Linked DNA regions of Homo sapiens: region 1 is linked to region 2. A link is a loop called in an ENCODE intact Hi-C map of the cell type or tissue named here. Cell type or tissue: CD14-positive monocyte. All regions are shown on one strand. Links, peaks and the distances in the headings refer to the core of each region. The heading gives the core; the rest is flanking DNA.

What was found. Peaks named below come from ENCODE experiments on the same cell type or tissue, not always from the same donor. Only the 100,000 strongest peaks of a DNase experiment are listed, where the experiment ranks them.
Region 1: a loop joins it to region 2, with 2.1 times the contacts of the local background. A loop is called at or near these places in 2 of 110 quality-filtered maps.

Annotation. Positions count from the first base shown.
Region 1 is chr19:51,497,427-51,507,713 of GRCh38, forward strand. SIGLEC12 (sialic acid binding Ig like lectin 12) reads right to left here and starts at 4,374. Exons shown (of 8, transcript NM_053003.4): 1 at 3,881-4,374; 2 at 2,494-2,874; 3 at 2,012-2,290; 4 at 1,744-1,791; 5 at 592-861; 6 at 1-19. The coding sequence starts at 4,307. RefSeq lists an enhancer at 2,137-2,636. In CD14-positive monocyte, for the core only: no CTCF peak of the experiment used is centred there; DNase peaks (open chromatin) are centred at 4,425, 5,625, 6,205 and 6,665; H3K4me3 peaks cover 3,035 bases; H3K27ac peaks cover 2,329 bases.
Region 2 is chr19:51,393,944-51,404,230 of GRCh38, forward strand. It overlaps the pseudogene NIFKP6. Among named protein-coding and RNA genes, the nearest start is that of C19orf84, 8.5 kb to the left of the region's middle. RefSeq lists enhancers at 1-515, 1,571-1,780 and silencers at 421-480, 491-630. In CD14-positive monocyte, for the core only: a CTCF peak has its summit at 4,345; DNase peaks (open chromatin) are centred at 1,628 and 4,358; H3K4me3 peaks cover 662 bases; H3K27ac peaks cover 1,848 bases.

The DNA of each region.
Region 1 (10,287 bases), core at 745-8,744, 100 kb after region 2:
GATATAGGCCTCATTTTGCCTGAGGATGGATTGGAGTTGTTTTGGGGTTTACCCTCCAAGAACTGGGCCTCTTCTCCTCCCACTGCCTGTAGGGCCCCAGACTTGGGTACCCCAGTCCCGCTTCCCGGACAGAAAGAACAAGGACGGAAGGGAACTTCTCCTGAGGTCACTGAGGCATGAGAGTGCTGGGTGCAGTCTGCCTTTATTTAAAATTTTGATTAGTTTTCACCATGGAATTATTTTACAATAATTTTTAATTTTCGAAAAGATAATCACATGGCAAGATTATTTCTCTTGCTTGCTGAGTTGTTTTATTTTTGGTTCTTAAATTGTGTGCCCAAAGTGAGTGCCTCACTTGCCTCACACTAGTCCAGGCACTGGAAAGCAAGGCCCTTGTATCCCCAAACACACTTGTCCAGGCCCCAGCTCCTCCCCTCCAAGATTAACTCCTCCCCTCTCCCCACCCCGCACTCACTGCTTGGCAGCAAGAGGACTGTGATGCTGTGGGTTGCAGGGAAATTCCAGGTCTCCCAGCTGGACCCTGAGGGTGGGACATGTGTGTTCTCCTCCTCCAGACCCTCCCCTACCCACCTGTGTACTCGTTTTGCAGGGAGAGGCTCAGGGAAATGTGCTGGGAGCCTAGAGGGTTCTGAGCTCGGCAGGTGAATTCCCCTTCATCCTTCACATGCACTCGAGGCAGCTCCAGCACCCCAAGGTTCGAGGACTGTGAGGGGCTCAGGGTCAGGCTCCCCCAGGTCCAGCTCAGCCTGGCAGGGGGATTGCTGTCGACAGCACAGACAAGGTGCAGGGACTGGCCCTCCAGGACTGAAAGGGCCGAGCCATTCCTCAAGGTTGTGGATGCTGTAGAGAAAGAGACAGAAGGGCAGAGAGAGACAAAGTGATCGAGGCAGGGAGGAAGGATACAGAAAGAGAGTGGTGAATGGAACAGACACTGATACATGCTGAATTGTAGGGACATATGCACGTTCACTGCTCACTGTTGGGGATGTAAACTTGTCCATCTTTAATTAGAACAATTTCACTCTATCTTTCAAAATCAGAAAGACATATGACACTGCTATATTTTGCTTTTAGGACTTTATTCCATACACTTAGATATTCCTTGTGGGAGTAGATACAACAATATTCATTGCAGTGTTTGTGCTGTAGGATAAAATTAGTGCCATGATCTTCCATTAGAAGATGCCACAAAATCAGAGACTATTCAGACAGTGGAATGACACACAGCCCTAGAGGAGGGTGCAAACAGTCTCACTACTGACATCAAACCACCTCTGAGATCTTCCAGGTGCACAAACCAAGGCTCAGGACAGCCTGGACAGACCCTGGTCGATTCTGGGGACAGACTCTGCTGTGCATTATAAATTTTTGCCCATGTGACTATAGTATGTATCCAAAAGAATATACCTCAGAACTATTGGTGAAAATAAAAGGATGAGGCAATATTCAGGAGCTGGAAGATAAGAGTCCTCAAATCCTTGAGCTGCTGTGTGAATGTCCCTCTACCCTTGCTGTGGGGCCAAAATAGGTGTGTGTGTGGAGGAGTTCAAGGGGAGTGAAGGGGTGATGAGAAGGTGCTCAGGTGGCCAAAAGGCTGAGGCTGAGGGAGGGGGGGGCCGGGGCTCACCCACAAAAGGGTCTCAGGTCACCAGGGTGAGTCCTGGCTCTCCCCTGAGTTGAAGGCTCTGCTCCTCCAGCCCCAGGGAGAGGACTCCATCTTACCTGTGCCATCTCCTTGGAAGACAGTCATGGTCAAGTTCTGAGGAGGATCTGGAACAGAAAGACACGGAGTTCCCATCACTTTGAGGACTGGGGACACTGACCCTGTCTCCCCAGGAGCCCCATAAATGGGGAAGGTGGAGCCAGCATCCTCCTGACCCCCAACTCCCAGCCAAGATTCCAGGACCCAGATCCTTGAGTCTGGGTCCCACATCCAACTGGCCTCAAGGAATCCCGATCAAAGACCCAGACGTCCTGGCCCAGAACTCACAGGATATGTTGAGTCGGACAGCCCTGGTCATGGTCACGCCGGCCCCAGGCAAGGTCACCTGACAGGTGAGGCTGGTGCCATGGTCCTGGGGCTGTGGGATGAGGCTGAGCATCGAGGAGCGAGTGATAGTGGGGTCCAGGGAGGACACGGAGGCCCCCATCCAGGTGATCGTGGGGGGCGTCCCCTGTTCACAGGCCCAGGGCACAGAGCAGGTCAGGTTCCTGGGGTGGCCAGACTCCAGGGTCCCCGGGATGGAGAAGGTGGGCATGTGAGTCAGGGCTGGTGATGAAAGGGAGACAGGCAAAATGAGGGTGTTGGGGTCTGAAGTGTGGTGCTGAGGAGGCTCAGGCTCTGGTCTTACTCCTCCCCTGAGCCAGATATGCTTCACCTCCAACTCCCTCCCAGGATGGGGGTCCCACCTCAGCCCTACCCTGCGGCCCTCGGGCCTTCCCCTCTGGCTGGTCCTAGAGCCAGAGATTTACCTGTCACATGCACAGAGAGCTTGTCATATATGTAGTTCCATTTCCTGCTTCCTCTCTCCACCTGGAAGTAGTACTTCCCTGAATCCCCCTTCCTGGCATCTCTGATGCTCAGGGAGCAGTTGTTGGTCTGTGGGTCCCCAAGGAGGAGGAATCGACCGTGGGTATCCTCTTGCACTTTTCCACTTGGGGTGTTTGTGGCCACTGGAATATCCCATGGTATATCGGCCCCTTCCTTGAACCAGGATCCATAAACAGGGCTAGAGGCAGTCCAGTTGTAATGGGGGTAAAGGACACTGCAGGGCACAGAGACACACAGACCCTCCTGCACAGTCACCGACTCTGGCACCTCCAGCCTGTATCTTGACAGTAGGTCCTGGGACGCTGTGGAGAAACGAGGGTCAGCCCAGCCCCCACTGTCCCTCTCTTCATTTGCCCATAGCAGGGGCAGCAGCATCTCTGAGGCAGAGGCTTCCTGGGCTCCCTGTGTGAGCAGAGAAGGGGGAGGGAGAGGAGGGGCAGGGCTGTGGGACCCACAGGGGGCTGGAGAGGAGCTGGAGACCTCAGCCCTGCATGGAAGAGAAACTGCAAACCCACATGCTATAGGAACTCATTCCCTCTGCACAGAGTGAAGGAAACCCTAAAGCTCAGAGACCCTAGAGACCCACCCAGGGAGGAGAAGAGACCGTGTCCCGCCTCCTACCTCCGGGCTTCCCTGAAGCACCAGGGCCTGCACCAGACACGTAGGTCCTGCCCTCCCGGCCTCTGGACCATCGTGGAGGTCCCTCCTGTCTTTTGAGCATCTAAATGTGGATCTCCGAGGACCTCGGGGCATGAGAGATGGAGGGGCCGTGTGCTGAGTCTCCCTGTCCAGGCTCAGGTGCCTCTGCTGCCCTTGGTTTGCGCCAGGAAGTGCTTCCTCCCTGGCCTGGCCTGAGAGAGTCACGGGGTTGTGTAGACCTAAGGCTCTCAACTGGGGAGGACTTAACCCCCCAGGACGTTTGACAATGTGTGGAGATAATTGTCTCGCTGCATGGGTGGGGTGGGTGCTTCTGGCATCTGGTGGGGAGAGGCCTGGGATGGTGCTAAACCCCGGCCATGCCTAGGACAGGCCCCAAAACAAGGAGTCATAAGGCCCCACATGCCACAGTGCCAGCGTCAGAGGCAGGATGAGGATGTCAGGCCTGTGGGTCAGGGCTGGTGAGGGGAGGGGCTTGCAGGATCAGGAGGGGCATCCAAGGTGCGGTCCTGGGGAAGCTCAGGCTCTGGTCCAGCTCCTCCCCTGAGTCCATCACCCCCGGCCCCCTCCCAGGACATGTGTCCCGTCTCAGCCGTGCCCTAAAGCCCTCATCACATTTGCCTTTGGCCTCTCTTGGAGCCCGTGCCTTACCTGTCACATTCACAGAGAGCTGGTCATATTTATAATTCCATTTCATATTTCCTCTCTCTACACAAAAGACGTATGTCCCTGCATCACTCTCTCTGGTGTCTCTGATGCTCAGGGTACAATCCTTGTTCTGTGGGTCCCCAAGGAGGTGGAATCGGTCCCGAGTCTCCTCCTGCACTGCTCGAGCTGGGTTGTTTGTGGCCACTGGAATGTTCCGGCTTACATGGTCCCCTGCCCGGAACCAGTAGCCATGAACTGGATCGGAGGCAGTCCAGCCATTTTGGGGGTAGGAGAAGGAGCAAAGCACAGAGACACACAGGCCCTCCTGCACCGTCACGGACTTCTGCATTGTCAGCAGGTAATCCTTCTGTTCCTTAGCCCCCACTCTCCCACAGAGCAGGGGTGGCAGCAGTAGCAGCAGCAGTAGCATGTGTCGGGTTGGAGGTGCCAGGGTTGCTGAGGTAAGTCTGTTCCTCAGGGTTCTTCTCTCAGGAACTGAGAACTCAAGATTTCGAGGAAGCCGCACAGGAAGTTGGGGGTGGGTTCTGAACGGTGACCTCACAGGAGGAACTTCACACACAGACACTGTCAGGGCCGGGTCACCCCTGGAAGATCCACCGTCCACTACCCCGTCCACTCCTGGGGACCCTGAGGCCAGAGAGGATGAAAGACTCACCCAGATTCCAACCCCATGCAGGGCCCACCCCGCCCACTGCCTCCCTCTCAGTGCCCTTCCCCTTGGGTGATATTTTCCATAAGGTGAAAATGAGTCCCATGTGGCCAGACCTATGAAGTACAGGCTGTGGATGTCTCTCTGTAGGTCAGAGGTGACACTAGGATATAAGAGATGGGGGTGCAGGTGGGATGAGCAGGCAACCTCTCCTTCCTCCCTCAGCGGCCGTGAGGTGGAGTTCAACACAGCAGAGCTAGACACTGTCCCCAAAGAGTCACTGTGTAGTGGGGAGACACTGAGGCTCCTGATATCTGAGCTCTCCATGGCAGGAGCTTCAGTGGGGGTACCAGGCAGGGTGTGGTCGCTCTCTCCTATGTTGGGGAATCAGTCTCGGGAGGACTGAGCAGAGAGACACGGGGTCGTGGAGGTGAGGATTCCGTGTGTTGATACACACCAAAGACACAGAGAAGAGCCCAGTTCACAGGAGGCCTGAGAAGCTAAGGCTGTGACTGTTGTACAGTGAGGTCTGGAAGGGAGGAATGTTGGATGGGAAGGGACAGATTTCTAAAGGGGCAGGCGTTTCTCTCTCGGCCATGGCTCTCTGGGTTCAGGATGGGATCCTTCACCACTGCTCTCTCACAAGTCCTCCTTACTCCAGAGCATGAGGGGTCTGCTGGCCCTTTGTTCCTGCAGGCTCTGCTCCCAGGGTTTCAGGTGAACAGGAGACGTGGAGCGAGGACACCAGCCCTGGCGTGTCCACGCTCAATGATGGACAGGATTTCATGGGAGAAGAAATGCACCTGAATTCAGCAGAAGAGTTTTTGAAACTGTATGCTATGTACTGGGAGGAAGGTGGGGAAAATCCTGCAAGATTCGCCCTCCTTAGACCCATGTCAGCTTTTCTTGAAACAATGATTTTTGGGGAAATGTAATACAAGTAAATAAAAGTGCCACCTAAAAAAATGACTCAGTGATTTTCACCAAATTATCACTGTTCAAGAAATAGAACATCACAAGATAATTGCCAAATTTCTCCCATGAGATGAAGAAAGAAATTGCATTCATTTATTCAGCCCTGTGTTTCCCCTTCCTATAGGCCACATGCAGTTCCTCCTGAAGATGCCCCAGCCTCACTTTAATGATAATGGTCTCCTTGCTTTTCTATGTAGTTTTATCATCTGAGTGCACTGCCTTCAATACTATGGCTTTGCATAGGTTTTTCTAAAGACTATTTTTACATAAAAACCACAATCTGTTTTATTTTACTCAGCTCCATGGATCTTCCCATCCCCATGTTGTCCCCAATTGCCCATAACCTGGAGTAGAGTCAGTTGGCTGTGATAATTGAAAAGGAAATGTGCAGGATTGGGGCATGCATAGCTGCTCCTCTCCCTGACACCACTAATTCCTGCATTTGCAGCTTGTATCTCATCCTGCAGACCAATCTGCTCCTGGGCCCCCATCCTTGCCGTGTCACTTTCTTCCCGTAAGGACAGTTGCAGCATCTCAATGGGAAGAAGGGCTCGACCACGGCCCATCTCTTTCCCACAGTCCCCAGTTGGCAAAGAAAAGCAGAAAAATGGGAAGGAGAGACATGAGGAAGCCACAGAGAATCTGCAAAGGAAGAACGTTTGAACCACATATGACTCAGAGGAGCTGATGGGCCCTCTAGACCCACTTCCATAATTTGGAGAGGAAGATATTAAGGACCAGAGTGACAAGTGCTACAGCTACATGTCTCTCCTCAAAATTCATTTGTTGACCTTTGAACCCCCATGTGATAGTATTAGAAGGCATGGTGTTTAGATAGGTGGTTTGGATTAGCCTAATAGGATTAGAGCCTGATATGGTTTGGATCTGTGTCCCCACCAAATCTCATGCCGAATTATAGGCCTCAATATTGAAGGTGGGTTGTAGTGGGAGGTGGTTGGATCACGGGGGTGGATTTCTCATGAATGGCTTAGCACCATCTTCTTGGAGCTGTTCTTGTGAGAGTGGGTGAGTTCTAACAAGATCTGCTTGTTGTCTGTGTGCAGCATCTCCCCATTTGCTCTATCCTGCTACTCTGGCCATGTGACATGCTGGCTTCCCCTTTGTTTTTTGCCATGATTGTAAGTTTCCTGAGGAACTCCCCAGAAGCCAAGCAGATGTCAACATCCTGCTTCCTGTACAGCCTGCAGAACCACGAGCCGATTATTCCTCTTGTCTTTATAAGTTACCCAGTCACAGGTATTTCTTTATATCAATGGAAGAATGAACTAATACAGAAAATTGGTACAGAGGAGTGGGGCATTGCTACAAAGACACCTGAAAATTTGAAAACAACTTTGGAACTGGTTAACAGGCAAAAGTTGGAAGAGTGTGGAGAGCTCACAAAAAGACAGAAAGATGAAGGAAAGTTTGAAACTTCCTAGAGACTGGTTGAATAGTTATGACTGAAATATTGGTCGTGATATGGACAGTGAAGGCCAAGCTGAAGAGGTCTCAGACGGAAATGAGGAACTTATTGGAAACCAGAGCGATGGTCCATTTTGTTATGCCTTAGCAAAGAACTTCACTGCATTGTGCCCCTGCCCTAGGAATCTGTGGAGCTTTGAGCACAAGAGTGAAGATTTTCAGTATCTCGTGGAAGAAATGTCTAAGAAGCAAAGCATTGAAGACATGGCCTGGTTGCTTCTAACAGCATATGCTCATGTGTGAGCAAAGAAAGAAATCACTGAAAGCTGGAAATTGTATTTAAAAGGGAAGCAGAGTGTAAAAGTTTGGATAATTTGCAGCCTGGCCAAGTGGTAGAAAAGAAAAGCCCATTTTCAGGGGAGGAATTCAAGCAGGCTGTAGTCCCAGAGACCCCAACATTGAAAACAGAGGCTCTTTTTTCCTGGACAATGGGGCCCGAGGTTTGTCACAGACATGTGGCCCCACAAACAAGGGCACTCATGAAATTCTCACCATGCACCCATGCTCATTCTCTCCCTTGCTTCATACTCCTGACTCAGCCAGGTCCTTCCAGCTCCGGCTTCAGGGATTCTGCTCCCAGGCCACCCTCCCCCAGGGCTCTCCCTTCCTCTCCAGGGTCAATGCTCACACGATGAAGATGACACAAAAGGACAGGAAGACCAGGCTGGGGCTCCAGCCCCCCTTGACCGCCTGCAGCATCACTCCTGGAGGGTTCTGAGCTCTGCAGGTGAATTCCCCTTCGTCCCTCAGATACACTTGAGGCAGTTCCAGCAGCCCAGGATTCAAGGGCTGTGAGAGGCTCAGGGTTGGGCTCCCCCAGGTCCAGCTCAGCCTGGCAGGGGGATTGCTGTCAACAGCACAGACCACATACAGGGACTGGCTTTCCAGGACTGGAAGGGCTGAGCCATTCCCCAAGGTGGTGGATGCTGTAGAGAAAGAGACAGAGGGTCAGAAAGACAGTGATCAAGACAAGGAGGAATGATACAGAAAGAGACTGGTGGATGGAACAGACACTGATACAGGCTGAAGTGCAGGGCCATACACACCTTCTCAGCTCACTGTTGGGAATGTAAACTTGCCCACTTTTAGTTGAGAACAACTTCATTTTATTAAAATTAGAAAGAACGTATAACACTGCTATATTTTGCTTTTAGGAACTATGCTATACACTCAGATATTGCTTGTGGAAGTAGATTTATGATTATTCATTACAGTGTTTCTGCAGTACGATAAAATTAGTGCCATGATTTTCCACTGGGAGATGCTACACAATCAGAGTCCATCCATGCAGTGGAATCACACACAGCCCTAGAGGAGGGTGTGGGCAGTCTCACTATTGATATTGGAGCACCTCTGAGATCCTCCAGGTGAGCAAACCAAGGCCCAGGGCAGCCTAGATGGACGCTGGGCGATTCTGGGGACAGACTCTGCTATGCATTTTGAATTTTCACCCATGTGACCATAACATGTATCCAAAAGAACGTAGCTCAAAACTATTGGGGAAAAGGAAAGATGAGGTAGGTGGTGTTTTCAGGAGATGGAAGAAAACAGGCCTCAAAGCCTGTGTTGTGAATCTCCCCCTGCCTTTGCTGTGGGGCTGAGGGGTGTGTGTGTGGAAGAGTCTTAGGGGAGTGATAGGGAAGTGTAGAGTCATCAGCAGCTTGCAACCTCAACATGGAAAAGCTACAGGCACTCATCTCCAACCTATGAGAGCAGCCACGTGGCCTACACCTGTCAAAGCCACAGGCAGAACTGCCCACGGCCTTGGGAGCTCACCCCTTGCACCAATGTGCCCAGGATGTGGGACACAAAGTCAAAGATTATTATTAAGCTCTAAGGTTTAATGTCTGCCTGCAGGAATTTGGATTTACATGGAGCCTGTTGCCACTTTCTTTGGGGCAATTTCTCCTTTTTGGAATGGGAATATTTCCCCAATGCCTGAACCACCAATGTATCTTGGAATTAAATAACTTGTTTCCTATTTCACAGGGTCATAGGTGGGAAGAACTTGCCTTGAGTCTCAGATGAGACTTTGCACTTTCAGTTGATGCTGGAAAGAGTTCAGATGTTGGAGGACTGCTGGGAAGAAATTATTGTATTTTGCAATGTGAGAAAGAGATGAGATTTGAGGAGCCAAGGCAGACTGATACAGTCTTGATATTTGTCCCCTCCAAATCTCATGTTGACATGTAATCCCTTATGTTGGAGGTGGAGCCTGGTAGGAGGTGTTTGGGTCATGGTGCCCTCCCATGACAATGAATTCTCACTCCATTAGTTCACAGAAGAGCTGGTTGTTGAAAAGAGCCTGGTGTCTCTTCTTGCTCCTTCTCTCACCATGTGGCATGCCTGCTCCCCTTTCACCTTCTGCTATGATTAGAAGTTTTCAGAGGCTTCACTAAAAGCTGAGCAGATGCTGATTCCTTACTTGTACATCCTGCAGAAATGTGAACCAAATAAACCTCTATTCATTCTAAATTACTCAGTCTCAGGTATTCCTTTACGGCAATGCAAAACGGACTAACACAATACTTTAAGTCCTCTCCAGATTATTGATAATACCTAATACAATGTCAATGCTATGCAGCTAGTTGTTATAATGTATTTTAATTGTATTATTTTTCATGATTGTGTTGTTGTTCTTATTGGTTTTTGTTTTTTTGAATATCTTTGATCCCCAGATGGCTGAATCCAAGGATATGGAATGGGTGGATATGGAAGGTGCACTGTATCCATTTGAAATGAGGCCACTTGTATGGGTCCTAATTCAATATAACTTCTGTCCATCTAGGAGAGAAGATTAGGACACAGAGACACACAAACCATGTGAGGACACAGAGAGAAGTCAGCAGCTACAAGCCAAGTAGAGAGTTCCAGAAGGAACCAACTCTGCTGACATGTTCAGCACAAGAACCGTGAGAAAAAAAAATTGTTGTTTCAGCCTCTCTGCCTGTGGCACGTTGCTATGAGAGCTTGAGTGACTAACAAAGTGGATAAGAGAACAAGGACAAGGCGGAGACAGGAACAGCTAGGGGTCACCTCCTCCAGAAGGCCTCTCCTGACTTTCCTCCATTACAAAGAGCTGACCACTCCCTTCCCAGGACCTGTCCTGAATATCTCTCCAGCATCTGGGTCACTTAGGAGACCCCCAGTGCTTTTCTATTTTTAAGAGTCTTCATTTACCAACTTGGGGTCCCTGGAGCTCATATGCCATGTAAGATTCACCTCCATCTATCCTCTTTAACTCAGCATCTGTTTGGTACTCCCGGTGCACGGAGGTTGA
Region 2 (10,287 bases), core at 813-8,812:
TAGTGGCACTGAGTGGCCGGAATAAGATTTTTGCCAAGAGATCTGGCTTGCTTTTCTTTCCTGGAGACTGATGAGAACCCAGATCTTCAGATTTCAAGTCTGGGTCTATCCATTCGGTTACTTTAAATCCCAGAGGCAGATGGCGCTCACTGCTCAAGTCTAGCGTCATGGGATTGTTCTAGCTTGTTCTTTTATTGCTTCTCCTATTACTAAGATCAGGATCTGACGCCATTTGGAAACCAGGGTCTGACCGCTTACCACGTACCTCGCCCTTTAAGGCTTTTTCTGTCCCGTCCCCCGTGCCCCTGCGGCGCTAGGAGACTGGAGGCGGGACCTTGTGTCGCTAAGGAAATGCCCTTTACTCAGCTTCCAAAATTGACAGGCTAGTTCTGAAAACTGGCCAACCAACTTCTGCTTAAGGGGAAGCGAGACTTCCGATTTGTAGGGGAACGCAGCGGCGATTGGTTAGAGTCCCGCCCACTTGTTAAGCGTCGCGAGCCACTATTCTCGGCTCTGATTGGCCAGAGAACTCGCGCCGCTTTTGAATCCCCACCCTGCGGACCCCGCGCGCCTCGCCTTCTCCCTCTGGTTGGCGAGCGCCTTTCTGCGCCTTCAGGCATTTTTGCTGAGGCTTTTGTCTGCGCATGTGCGGGTAGGTTCCGGTAGCATCCGGGAGACCCGGCCCAGGCCTGGAGATGCTGAGCGGAGCTTGGAGGGAGAGAGGGGACTGGGTTGTTGAGGGGAGAATCCCTCTCGGCATCTCCTTGGCCCACTGGGGAGCCCCATTGCCCCATCCACCGCTTAGAACCAGACCCTTCCTTTCACTCTCCACTCCCTATCCCTACCGGCTTTAGACCTTCAAAGTTCCAAGATTCGACCTTCGGGGTCTCCCCATTTCGTAGGGGCTTACAGATTTCCTAAAATCCCCCTCCTCCCCGAACCCCCTTCCGTCCCTGGAGATTCTGGGGTCCCTGCTCTTTCCCATTCATTCCACCCCATCTACTTGGGACCCTTCCAAGGGCAAGGGGGGCCTCTCAGTGCCTCTCCTACCCTCATGTCCTTTCTCCTCTTTTAGGTCCAGGAGGTCATCTTTGCCTCCCTTCCTTGAAATCTCCCCAGATTTAGAGGCCCTCACCCAGCTTCTCCCCTCTCAGCCCTGTCGAGGTGTCAAGGTTCGGGGATCACCTTTGTTGTTGTTATTGTCGAGGCGTCAAGGTTCGGGTGTCACCTTTGTTGTTGTGTGTTTTTTTTTTTTTGAAACTGAGTCTCGCTCTGTCGCCCAGGCTGGAGTGCAGTGATGCGATCTCGGCTCACTGCAACCTCCGCCTCCCGAGTTCAAGCGAGCCTCCTGCCTCAGCCTCCCGAGTAGCTGGGATTACAGGTGCCTGCCACCAGGACTGGCTAATTATTGTATTTTCAGTAGAGACGGGGTTTCACCACGTTGGCCAGGCTGGTCTCAAACTCCTGACCTCAAGTGATCCACCCGCCTTGGCCTCCCAAATTGCTGGGATTACAGGCGTGAACCACAGCGCCCGGCCTAAGCCCTAGCTGTTCATTGCCACAATGAGAGGAAGTACAGGAAGGTGTTGAGATCATGGGCGTGGAGTCCAACTGACATGCTTGACTGATGTCACATACTGCTCTGCCCCTGAAAAGCTGAGTCACCTTGGGTAATTTGCTTAGCCTCTCTGAGCTTCAGTTTCACTCGGGAGCTGGCCAAGAACACTTGTCTCAGAGTTGCTATGACATTCGAACATGGCAGTGTACGTAAAGGGCTCGGCATGGAGCTTGTTCTCATTAAGCCCCATGGCACGTGGGCATCTATGCTTTTTTTTTTTTTTTTTTTGTAGAAAAAAGTTTATTTGCTGGTTATTGTTTGATCCTTGAAATACAATTCCTCACTGGTGATACTAGTATAAAATGGTGGTTATGAATCCATGCTAGCCCAACGAAAACTAATTTAACAAATTGGTAAAAAAAAAAAAAGAAGTCGTTTTTGAATCTCTATTAAGATTTGAACTAATACATAAGCAAATCTGTGCTAAAACTGGAACTGCTGGGCCAGGCGCGGTGGCTCACGCCTGTAATCCCAGCACTTTGGAAGGCCAAGGTGGGTGGATCACGAGGTCAGGAGTTCGAGACCAGCCTCACCAACATGGTGAAACCCCGTCTCTACTAAAAATCAGCTACTGGGGAGGCTGAGGCAGGATAATCACTTGAACCCAAGAGGCGGAGGTTGCAGTGAGCTGAGATCGCGCCATTGCACTCCAGCCAGGGGGACAGAGCAAGACTCCATCTCAAAACAAAACAAAACAAAAAACTGGAACTGCCTTCTCACACTACATATAATTTGCCTTCCAGCTTCAACCATCTGATGTTGAAATCTAAAGCACTCTCATGAGTTAAATGTCCCTGACAAACCATGTAGATGGACAAACCAGATTGGTGGTCTTTAACTGCTGGTGATAGAAAAAGGCTGCAGTTTAGTACTTAAACCTGCAGTTAGTGGTCAACTTTCCATCTAGGTAGAGTAACTAAGGAGAGCTGTGAAATATCAAAAGAAAACTAGAGGCCAGGACAAAGAGGCAATGTCAGTCAAGCCACTGCAAGCTGGTATGCACCCTTGTATTTCAGCCAAAGGCAGGCAATCCAAAATTACAGATTGCTTTCCTTAACTTGACCAAACAGTGCATTTTACCTCTGAAAGTCTTGTCAAGGGTTGCATTTCATTGTACCTAGTAAAACACAAAGTCCACTCTCATAAAAATATTATATTTTCCAGAAGAAATATTATATGTAATACACTGAAAATCACTGATTGCTTTTGCTTCTTTTTTTCCGTGAATGTGTAGGTGTTTGAGTCTCTTGTGTTTCTTATTTTACATAGGATATGGGCTGTTTGAAAACTATTTCATTAGCTTCATCATCGTCATTCATTTCAGCCATTTCAGATTTTCGTCTCTCCAAAAATGTTGGTGTACAAACTGGTGTGAGGCCCTGGATATCCACAGTCTTCTCAGGAGTGTCAAGAGTGCCTAAAACCTTTTTCTTCTTCTTATGTAAAAGATGGCCTTTTGTAGACGTCTGACAATTAGTTTTTGAAATACTTTCTGTTTTCTGGAAAATCAAAGAAGGAAGAAGGAAAATCATAATCAATTCCTTTTTTTTTTTTTTTTTTTTTGAGATTGAGTCTTGATCTATCGCCTAGGCTGGAGTGCAGTGGCCCAATCTCGGCTTACTGCAACCTCTACCTCCCAGGTTCAAACAGTTATCCTGCCTCAGTCTTCCAAGTAGCTGGGATTACAGGTGCCTGCCACCATGGCTGGCTAATTTATGTATTTTTAGTAGAGATGGGGTTTCACCATGTTGGCCAGGCTGGTCTCGAACTCCTGACTGTTGGGGTGATCAGACCCAACACTAGACTGTGGGGGCTATGAAGTCCGGCGGAGTCAAAGGAATGAGAAAAGACAAGAGTGCATAAGATGGGTCCAGGGGACCAATGCTAGTATGGAGGCTGCGAAGGCCGCAAGCTCTGGAAGCCCGCACTGTTTATTGGTGATCAAACAAAGAAGCAGGTAGTGAGGATGTGGGGGTTGAAAGAAAGTGGTGCATCAAGCGCATGATTTACAGCTGTGACAGTTTAGCATTTTCTTTGACGCATATGGAACATGTTCTGCTACTTGAGATAATGGGAAACATGTTCTTCTAGTTTAAGATACACTTGATCTATGAGCCTGGGAATGCTAGAAGCAAGGAGCCGGCAAGTCTAGACACATTCCAGAGGCCACGAGGGGTTTCATGCTCTGAGCCCTGGATTCCATCCAAGCCATGAGGGGTTTTATGCCCTGGGCTTAGATTACGGTGCCGCAGGGCAGCCTTCCACCCTTTAGCACAGAGCTTGGTGTTCCAAAGACCACAAGGGCTTTTAGACCCTGGACCCCGGCATGTTCCAAGACTCTTTATATTATGTCAGACTAGCAAGCCCTGCCTCAGCTTTTTTCTCACTACTTAGCTTTTCTCCAACATGACCCCCTTTTCTTTTTTGTAAAACCACCACAGCTATCATTGCTTGTTCTCGATGGTGGCTTTCTCTCCAGAGGTGGCTTCCGCATCTGCAGACTAAAAGGAGACAGCACAAGCACATAATTATTAGAACAGGATTTCCAAGTGTAGAGTTTTCAATGGCCTTAATCCGTTTAAGAGGATTGATTGCAGACAACCCATTGGCTGTCTTGTTCAAATTATCAGTTCCAGGGAGCAGGGCTAAGTGAGTCTGAGAGGCTTCAAAATCCTGCTCTTTTAGTTTTACAATTTAGAGGGTGAGATTTTCCTCTCTACCCTCTAGATGGCGTTTAACCTTCTTCCATCAGTGTTCTGTCTCATTGTAACTGAGGAGTAACACAAAAGTCAGATGTATTCCAGTCACATTGCATTTGAATTCTACTTTCTAAATTCATAATACGATCTCCCATCCAAATCTCTGTCTGACGGAGATCATTAATTTGGTTAACTATTTTTTTTTTATCTATTTGAGCTTGGGAGTTCCATAATTTTGTGGAATTCTTTTGCCACTTATTGACAAATTCAGCAGTTTTCACAGATGAATGTACAGCCACACCGGCTATTGCAGCGGTAGTAGTAACAGCAATGAGGCCAATTATAGCAAAGAAAAGAGCAACTATAAATCTTTGGGATAAGAGTTTTTTAAGGATTTAGTTACAATACGAATGGATGATGATGCCTCCCATGGTCTATTTAGAGACACATAGGGATCCAAACTCCTTCTCTGGCTTTAATTATCAGGATAGTCTGATTTTTATTAAAAGTTGGTAACATTTCCTGTTGCTAGCATAAAAGATGGCCGAACACAGCTTTGAATCCAAAAGGTCCTGTTGGAAAGAAAAGAGAGAGCATATTTATTTTTACCTCCCTCCCCTCTATACCTTTTATATGTACCCTCCCAACTTTTGATTGAACTTTCAGCCATAGCTAATTTCCATAATTCAGAATGTTCCTGTCTTATGGCAGGAGATATCATTTTTGGACTAGGGGCAACAATGCCAGCAGGACTCTATATGATAGGGGCATTAGCTTCCGTCCGAACATACTGTGTATGATTCCTTTGCCAGCGATTCCTCTGGTTTACTACATTTGTTCTACAAGAAGGCCTTCCGGTGCAATTTTCCTTAAAGATCCCCTTAGGGGACTAATCAATGGTGATTCCATAGGAATTATTTTGTAGCACCTCAGCCTTACTTGCTATACAATCTTCCCAAGTTCAAGCATCCACACCTTCAAACCAAACTTTGCTTCGCTCACATTCACGCTTATTAGGATGGAACTTCAGGGTTTTAGGATTGGAATAATTATATTTTAAACTACTCCCCCAAATCATATGCAAAGCAGCCTGTGATTTATTTTTTCCGGGGACTACTGCCAACCAAGCTTGTGTGTCAATCTGTAAGCATCCAACAACAGGTCCCAGGCATATGGGGGATATTTATATCCTATAGATATATTCATTTTATCATCCCTTCCTCATTAGGATGCATTGGCCCTTATTCAGAATGGAGTCGTTCTGGTTTGAATGCTTCTTACATATTTCCACTTTCCCTTTTACAAGAGGATCCTTAATCCTAAGGCTTGCAGAAGGATGAAGGTCCGTCTTCTGCAACTTCTTCATGCTGAATAGGGGTGATGATATTCCTGCCTAACTATTAGGGTCTCTTGTATTCAGGTAGAGAGGAGCTCAGTCAGAAAGCATTGGTCCGTTAAGCATCTATTGTACCTCTGAATCCCAGCAAAAGGTACAACCTTGGTGTTCCAGCAGTTTTTCAGCTTCCTGTGTGGTTTTTCTTGATCTGTCCCCATGTTATGGGGGTGGATGTCAGCATGACTCCGGTCGGTCCTCGTTCCGTCTTCGCATTCAGACTCAACTGGCTCATGGCTTGTACTGGGGGAACCAGGTCCACGGTTGGGATCCATGGATCTCTCCAGTCTCCCATTCCATGGTCGTACACATCTTGAGGGCATCCGCACGGTTTGTTCATCTCCTGCAAAAACACAAGCATACCCTCAAAGCCATGTTAGTAAATCTAGCGAAACAGAAGCAAAAACTTTTGTGGCTGTAGCCGGGAGGCATGCCATTGCTGAAGCATTTGTTCTACAAGCTGTAACTCAGCTTCTGCCTCTGTGGTTAATTACCATGGGGTAAAACTTTCCACTGATAATGAGAAACAGGCCCCTTCTAACAGAAGGCACAGAAAAAGCAAATCGAGGCTTATCCTTCTTGTGCAACAGTATAGCAGAAAAGCAATCCTTAAGCCTTCAATTTGCACTGTACAGGTGGGTCCACTAGATGCTGTAACTGATGATACATCTTCGGATGTTTGGTGGGCACCACACAGGCACCTGACTGTCACCTGGAGAGACACAAGCAAATCCTCTTCCCCATATAATTATCTTTCCTTTTTCTCAGCTCTTTGTATGTGCTTCCCTCCACCATATATCTTGTCCAGACTTTTTATTTTCCTTTTCTACATTCCTTTTTTGTGTGTCCAAATTGCCCACAATTAAAGCAAGAGCCTGAGAAACGGGGCACATTCCTTCCTACTTTCAATCCAGCCATAGCCTGAGCTAAAAGAGGAGCCCTATGCAAGGTATCTCCAATGCCATCGCAAGCCCCAGTATATTCAGCCAAATGAGCCTTCCCTCTCATAGGTCTGATGGCAGTTTGACACTCTGCATCAGCATTTTCATATGCAGGAAGCTGTATTACAACATCCTGAGCTGTTTTATCAGTTATGGCTTTATACACAGCCTCTTGGAGCCAAGCAATAAAATCAATATATGGTTCTTTAGGTCCCTGTCGGACGAGCTGAAAGAAGGATATTTTTCCGCTGTAACATTTATCCTTTCCCATGCCCGTAAGCATGCAGGGCACAGCTGAACAATGGCAACATCCTCCATTACTGCTTGATTTTCTAATCTACCCCAGTTGGGGCCAACTCCCATGAACTGTTCAAAGGAAACAGGCACAGGTGGCTGCGCTTGTGTGTTTTCCCTTGCCTGAGTTTGAGCTTCATCAGCCCACCAAGTTTTAAACTGTAAATACTGAGACGGAGTGAGAACAGATTTTGGTAAAGTATCCCAATTATACGGTATTAACCTAGTATCAAGAGCCACATTTTTTAACAAAGTTTGCACAAAAGGAAAGTTCGGTCCATATTGAGTAATGGCTTACTTAAATTCCTTTAATAACTTAAAAGGAAAAGTGGCCCAATTAGTTATATTCTGTCCTCCTTGCTGGATTATAGTAACTGGAAATTGCCATGCTTCAAGGTCTTCCTCAGTTCTAGCTTTTTTTTTTTTTTTTTTTAACAGAGTCTCGCTCTGTTGCTCAGGCTACAGTCCAGTGGTGCGATCTCGGCTCATTGCAACCTCTGCCTCCCGGGTTCAAGCGATTCTCCTGCCTCAGCCTCCCGAATAGCTGGGACTACAGGCGCACACCACCACGCCCGGCTAATTTTTGTGTGTCTTTAGTAGAGATGGGGTTTCACCGTGTTAGCCAGGATGGTCTTGATCTCCTGACCTCGTGATCCGCCCACCTCGGCCTCCCAAAGTGCTGGGATTACAGGCGTGAGCCACTGCGCCCGGCTTGCTCTAGCTTTTTGAATAGAATTTTGCATAGCACCACCAATTGCTCCAGGTTTTAATGTTGCAACTACAGGAGCAGAAAATTTTATAGCTAATTCACTTTCTCGCCCATTAAGGGGAAAGGGAGGAGGTGGCCATTCACTTAATTCAGCAGGTAGAGCCGATGGGCTAGTAAAATATACTTTTTTCGGTTTCCCCTTTTTTAACCTCTTCTCTTTTTTGCTCCTTGCATTCAGAATCTGAAGTTAGTTTTTTACACTCGTCCTCCTCTTCCTCATCTGAATCTCCCTCATCATCTGTTTGAAAGGGCTCAAGGGCTGCCTTTATTAGTGCCCACATTGACCAAACGGAAACTGGAATTTTTGCTCCCTCTTTATACGCCTTTTTAAAATCTCTGCCAGTTCTCTCCCATTCATCCAACTCCATAGTCCCTTGTTCTGGAAACCATGGGCAAAACTGCTTTACTGTACTAAAGAGTGATAACAAATTTTGAGTACTAACTTTCACTGCCCCTTTTTGTAATAAATGCCTTAAGAAATTCAGATAAGCAGAATGTTCGCTTTCACTTTGTCTGATTGTTACCCTGGTTCTTCTGAGCACTCAGCTTTCCCACCGAGCTTCTTTCAGTCATCCTCGGGTGTCCTCTGATGATACTTCCTCCACTTTCATGTCCTCTAGCGTTCCTTCACCGGGATCTTCATTGTCCCATGTTGGGCGCCAGGAATGCTGGGGTGATCAGACCCAGCACCAGGCCATGGGGGCTACAAAGTCTGGCAGAGTCAAAGGAATGAGAAAAGACAAGTTAAAAGTGCATAAGGTGGGTCCAGGGGTCCAACACTAGTATGGAGGCTGCGAAGGCCCCGAGCTCTGGAAGCCCGTACTGTTTATTGGTGATCAAACAAAGAGGCAGGTGGTGAGGATGTGGGGGTTGAAAGAAAGCACTGCATCAAGTGCATGATTTACAGCTGTGACAGTTTAGCATTTTCTTTGAAGCATATGGAACATTTTCTGCTACTTGAGATAATGGGAAACATGTTCTTCTAGTTTAAGATACAATTGATCTATGAGCCTGGGAATGCTAGAAACAAGGAGCCGGCAAGTCTAGACACATTCCAGAGGCCATGAGGGGTTCCATGCTCTGAGCCCTGGATTCCATCCAAGCCACGAGGGGTTTTATGCCCTGGGCTTAGATTATGGTGCCACAGGGCAGCCTTCCACCCTTTAGCACAGAGCTTGGTGTTCCAAAGGCCATGAGAGGTTTTAGACCCTGGACCCCAGACATGTTCCAAGACTCTTTTACATTATGTCAGACATGCAAGCCCTGCCTCAGCTTTTTTCCCAACACTCAGCTTTTCCCCAATACCTGACCTCAGGTGATCCACCCACCTTGGCCTCCCAAAGTGCTGGGATTACGGGCGTGAGCCACCGTGCCCAGCCAGCTAATTTCTTCCTGAGTAATCTTTATTTCTTTTTAAATCACTCCTCATCTGTAGCTTTTGTGTTAGTGTCCGATTCTGATTATACCATTTCGCTGATGGATTTGATGGCTGCTTAAATGGAATATTCCAGTGTTTAAAGAGTTCTTTATGTACTTTTCCAGGTGGCATAAAATGACACTCCAAGAGTCTTTCACCAAACAGGTAGTTGTTCATTGTTTCAGCAACTATCTTGGCAACATCCTCAGACTCAAACTCCACAAATGCATAGCCTTTGCCATTTCCAGTCATTTTACTTCTGGACAGTCTGAACTGTGTCACAGTGCCAAACTGGGAGAAATATGAAAAGATCTGGGTTTCGTTAAGTAGGGTTGTTCTTGTTTTTTTTGCTGGGTTATGTGCTTGCAAACCTGCGCCACCTCCTTTTGAAACTGGACATCTTCCTGCGGGTTAAGCAGTGAGATCTCAGCCAGGCCAGAAAAAGCTGCCATGCCAAAAGCGGCCGACACTAACTCCACGCGGTGCTCCTGGAAACGTCGGGCTCCCAGCTCCCATGAGGCAGAAAACGGGCATCTATTCTTTTAACATACGTATGTATACACAGTCCAAGTGATGGAACATCAGGATCAGTGGCAGCTGGGAGGGTGGGGGAGGCAGCACCACCTGATATTTAGGAGGGAGAATGACCGGGAGTTGCCGATACGTGGAGTGAGGGATAAGTCAGAGTTGTTCCTAAGATTTTGAGTTTGGGCAATGGTGGCATGGTAAGCTAAGATCAAGGATATGAAGGGAAGAAGGGCTTTCAGGCTGGGAGCATTTAGGAGAGCATGAGAGGATAATGCATGTGTTTTGGACATGAGGTACTTGCAGGGTGTCCACATACAGATGTCTGGGAAACAATAGATGCAGGCTGGGTGTGGTGGCTCACGCCTGTCATCCTAGTCGCCTGGATAGCTGAGGCAGGAGGCCTGCTTGAGGCCAGGAATTTGAGATCAGCATCGGCAACAAAGCAAGACCCCATATCTACCAAAAAAATTTAAGGTCGGGCATGGTGGCTCATGCCTGTAGTCCCAGCACTTTGGGAGGCTGAGGTGGATGGATCACGAGGTCAGGAGTTCGAGACCATGCTGGCCAACATGGTGAAACCCTGTCTCTACTAAGAAAAAATACAAAAATTAGTCAGGGGTGGTGGTGC